Linked DNA regions of Mus musculus: region 1 is linked to region 2. The links are chromatin loops, found by intact Hi-C in ENCODE. Cell type or tissue: heart. All regions are shown on one strand. Region 1 overlaps Hbp1 (high mobility group box transcription factor 1). Region 2 overlaps Gm40362 (a long non-coding RNA gene).

Region 1 (2,500 bases), 440 kb before region 2:
GGTTCTTTGTGTGCACCACAATCTGGTCTGTGTATCGGCTGGAAATAAAGATGTCAGTACTCTCTTACAAGTTCTCCTGTTATTCCCCAACTGCTAATAAAACAACGGCAGATGGTTTCTGTGTTTTAAATTTCACATGTGTACAAGAAGGGGAAAACAAATCTCATAATTCAGAAAATTTGAATCATTTCAATTGTTACTACCCAAAGTCAGTAATAATTCCGTGTACTTTCATATTTTGTTCTGCATTTACTTTACTCCTGGTCATACTTTATATTACATTTTCATTATGGAAGTTAGAATTTTTTAAACCCATACCTGGTCTGTAACCCCAGCACTTGGGAGGTATAAGCAGAAAAATGGGTCATGACCTTGGACACATACTGAGTTCCAGACCAGCCAGGGCTACTTGAAAAAAAGAGTGAAATTTAAAATTTAACCTTATTAGAGCATTTTTTTTTTTTTACTTTTTTTGGTTACTTCAGTGTGTGTGTGTGTGTGTGTGTGTGTGTGTGTGTGTGAGAGAGAGAGAGAGAGAGAGAGAGAGAGAAGACAGATGGCATAGTCTTCATTGAACTACCTGTCCTGAAGAGTCTGATGTCTAATCCAGGCTGGCCTTGAATTCCTGTCAGTCTTCCATCCTTAGCAATCCTTGAAAATAAAAAGCTATTAACGCTGCTATAGAAATGCTGCCTTGCTTGTTTGGTGATCTGTAACTCACTGTATAGACAGGCTGGACTAGAACTCACAGTGATCTTCCTGCCTCTGCCTCCTGAGTGCTAAGCCCACCAGGTCTGAACAAAAAAAAGAAGAGGCTGTTTTACAGGTTGTCGTAATATGAAAATGTCCAGGATTGTAATTAAGTTTAGGAGAGTATTTTCTGTCATATAAACATTTCATTTAAACATTGATTTATTTTTTTATTTTATGCGTGTGAAGGTTTTGTCGTCTTGTCTGTCTCTGTAGTACATGGCCTGCAGTACCCAAGGAGGCCAGAAGAGGTAGTGGGAGCTACCATCTGAAACTGAAGTTTACAGACCATAGTTAGCTGATGTGGGTGGGTGCTGGGAATTGAACCCACGGCCCCTGAAAAAGGAATCAACTAGCCCTTAAATCTTCAAAATGACTTGCCTTAAATATTACTTGAATTGGTTCATGGACGGTTACAGTCTGTATTAGTGTTTCATGTTGACTGAACATGAAAATAATTTTCTTAGATGTGATTTGTAATGTTCAGCAAAGGAGGATGTGAAATGTATTTTTTATACCTGTAACAATTTTGAGGAGTAAATAGGTTTCAGTTTATTGACAAATAAGGAAATAGGTATCAGTGGTTAGACTGTTCAAAGCACAAAGGCGGTATTAAGCAGTAAGTGTAAGCTATAGCAGTGTAGTTTACCAAACCCACAGTGTGGCTTCTTGTTTTCATTTCTTAGCTCAGTGGCAAGCTAGAGTAGTAGAAACACTTGTCAGAGAAGAGACATTTAGAATATTATTAAAGAACTGCAGTAAAGTCTGCTAACTGCTTTTGATATAGAACATTGAATTTGATACTTAGTTATTTAATATTTTTATAAAATAATAGTCAATATTTGATAGTTTTAGTGCCTTTTGTCACTTGTAAGCATATAATTCACTTTAAGTACTTCGATTTCTATCGTGAGAGTTCTTTGAAAACAATTTTCTTGGGTCTAGCAAACACAGAAGTGGATGCTCACAGTCAGCTATTGGATAGGATCACAGGGTCCCCAATGGAGGAGTTAGAGAAAGTACCCAAGGAGCTAAAGGGGTCTGCAACCCTATAGGTGGAACAACATTATGAACTGACCAGTACCCCCGGAGCTCGTGTCTCTAGCTGCGTATGTATCAGAAGTCAGTGGAAAGAGAGGCCCATGGGTCTTGCCAGGGCCAAGAAGTGGGAGGGAGGGGGCAACCAGAAGAGTTGTCTGCAAGTTTAGACTTTCTTTTCCTGTACAGGACATAAAAACCTTAAAAATCAAAACTTTATAGAAAAAAACCAAAACATTAGCAAAGCCTACGTCAAAACCAAATTCACCATAAGTAGTTGGAAGGGCAAATATCCAAAACAGTACATATTCACTTGGCCTGTTAATTGTAGGTAGTTCTCTAAAATTAAAGTCAGGATTCCCCCCATACACAATTATGTTGTGATAAGATAAATAGGGCAAGTGCTGAAATCCTGAGTGGTAGAAATTCTAAGTTAGTATATTGTCCATGTTGAGTGATCTTCACTGCAGCCTGTTGATGGGGAGAGGGGAAGACCTAGTTGTGAAGAATGGCTCTCTGCAGGGGGAGAGCAACCAAGACAGCTCCAGGGAGGATCCTGTGGACTCAGAACAGCATTGTTGAGACAAAGGCTAACTGACAATGATGGTGAAGTGGGCTGTTTCCAGGTGCAGCTGGAGCCAAAGTCTTGTTCAGTCCAAAGAACATAGTACAGATGTTCAGAAGGATTTGAAATCACAACGATAGATTGAAT
Region 2 (2,500 bases):
GAGGGAGGCACTTTAAGGGAGGAGCCTAAAGGCATAGTAAAGAGGGGGATACTATCGGTGGAAAGGTCTAAGCAGTGGGGGAGGTGAGGGGCAGATTGCAGATATGTGGGGAGAATTACCTGGGACAAAGGGAATATAAAGAAGCAATATAGGAGCTGGAGAGATGGCTCAGCCATTAAAGGCTAGGCTCACAACCAAAAATATAAGAAGCTATATAGAAGACCACAATCATATAACCCAAATTAAACACACGCACACACACACACACACACACTGAAGGGAGTTACAATACAGGCTCTTGTTAGTCCTCTTGGTTGCTCACAAGATCAGATTGCAGAAGACACCACACACCTTGGTTGCCAGGTACAAAAAAAAGCAATATGGAACTGAATTGGAAACCTCATCCCTGTTGGCTAGCTTTTGAAGGCACTACTGGGAAATGTATGAACTAAGACATCCTGTCGAGCCTTACCTGCCTGTGCAATAGTGGCATGACTGCTGTTGGGCTCTCTGGTTATATTTGAGGCCTGTTCCACAGAAGGGAATGACCCATGCCTGGCACGATAAACCCCACTTAATGACACAGGTCTGTGGAGTCACAGGCCCAGAGGAGGGACTTATTGTTGTCATTTAAGGAAACTGACATAGCATTAAACTACCTTCTGAATATGTTCATACCTACTTGAAGCCTTATTCAGAGAACCCTCTCCTCACAATGAACGGCACCAAGTGCAAGAGACTCATGGCTTCCCAAAATACCGAGAATAAGTCACAGCTGTGGTCTCAGCCCTAAGCAAGATATTTATATCACCCACTCTAAGGCTCAGGCAACCTTGCAGAAGGGGTATGCTGGAAGACAGGATGAAGGTCTGTGAAATTCTATACTCTCGTTGATACAACCACTACAATCATTAACCCTCAACTATAGTGTTACTTCAAGACTACCCCTGTCTACAGTTATAAAATGGAAGGGCTCATGTGGCCCTACTCTTTACTACTGAACTACTGGGTAGAGACAGAGTCTGGGAAAGGAGGGATTACTGCTTTCAGTTGTGTGCCTACCTCTGAGTCCACCAGTCTCCAACCCACAGTGCCAAATCCATGTTCACAGGCATAGCCCTTGTTAAAACCAATGGGCAACAAAATAAGATGTATGGACATGAATGTTAGAGATTTGTGGAGAGCAACGGGATGGACAGGGATGGTAGAAAGATGTGAGAGGCTGAGGATGAGAGTGGTCTGCAATTATTTGCATATGTGTATAAGTTGTGTAAGAACACATTTAAATAAAAATTACATGAACATTTTCTATTACCATTTTATTCAAATTCATACAATAAAATAGTGCAATTTTTAAAAAGGTCATTTATTTATTATGTATAAAGCATTCTGCCTGCATGTATGCCTGCAGTCCAGAAGAGGGCACTAGATCCCATTACAGATGGTTGTGAGCCACCTTGTGGTTGCTAGGAATTGAACTCAGGACCTCTGGAAGAGCAGCCAGTGCTCATAACTACTGAGCCATTTTTTCAGCCTTAGTACAATATTTAATGTGACTAGTTGTAGTGGATATTCCTGGTTGTCAACTTGACTATATCTGGAGTGAACTACAATCCAGAATTGGAAGGTTCACTTGTGATCCTATCTGGAAGCTGGGAGATACAAATTTCTGGATCTTGGCATGGAGATCTTGAGGCATAGTGGCTATGAATCTCAGAAGATCTGAGCCACACCTTCTGCTGGCAACCTACATAAGGACATTGGAAGAAGGAAGATTCGCTCTTTCTTCTTTGCCTGCTTGCCTTGTGGGACTAAACAACTGCTAGATCCTTGGACTTCCATTCACAGCTGCTGCTGACCATTGTTGGTTGTTGGACTGCAGACTGTAAGTCTTCAACAAATTCCCCTAAAAAAGAGACTACCCATAAGTTCTGTGACTCTGGAGAGCCCTGGCTAATACAGTGGCTCACAGCCATCTGTTGAGACAACCAGTCTCAAAAGACCTGATGCCTTCTTCTGGCTTCCACGAGCACTGCATGCATGTGGTGCATAAACACACACAAGCAGTATACACTTGTACACATAAATACATGAAATGTTCAAAACATATTTTAAAAAATCACATGGAACATGTTCAACATCTCTAGCCATTAGGAAAACAAAAATTTCCCCAGTAAGAATGTGTATCAAAGCAATCAAGAAGCAACACATGTTGGCGAGGTTTGGGGTGGGAAACTTATACCACTGCTTGGAATGTAAAACAGTGTGGAGGTTCCTTTAAAAACAGAATTCCCACATGACCCTGTCATACCACTTCTGGGAATATGCCTAGGCAAATGAGTTAATTTACTATACAGATATTTGCATATCCATTTGATTGTGGCAATATTCACTAGCCAACACAACCAAGGTGTCCAATAACAGATGGATGATTTAAAAAAGCACGTTACATTCACACATGGAATACTATTCTATCATAAGAACAAAGTTATGGAACTTA

The links. Peaks named below come from ENCODE experiments on the same cell type or tissue, not always from the same donor. Only the 100,000 strongest peaks of a DNase experiment are listed, where the experiment ranks them.
Region 1: it touches region 2 in a loop (4-fold over the local background); 14 of 42 quality-filtered maps call a loop at or near these places.

Annotation. Positions count from the first base shown.
Region 1 is chr12:31,946,173-31,948,672 of GRCm38, reverse strand. The region is part of intron 1 of Hbp1 (high mobility group box transcription factor 1); the gene reads left to right. Among named protein-coding and RNA genes, the nearest start is that of Hbp1, 2.8 kb to the left of the region's middle. In heart, a CTCF peak has its summit at 991; no DNase peak of the experiment used is centred here; H3K4me3 peaks cover 320 bases; H3K27ac peaks cover 199 bases.
Region 2 is chr12:31,502,322-31,504,821 of GRCm38, reverse strand. All of the region lies in intron 1 of Gm40362 (a long non-coding RNA gene), which reads right to left. Among named protein-coding and RNA genes, the nearest start is that of Gm40362, 4.0 kb to the right of the region's middle. In heart, a CTCF peak has its summit at 1,413 (motif pointing right); no DNase peak of the experiment used is centred here.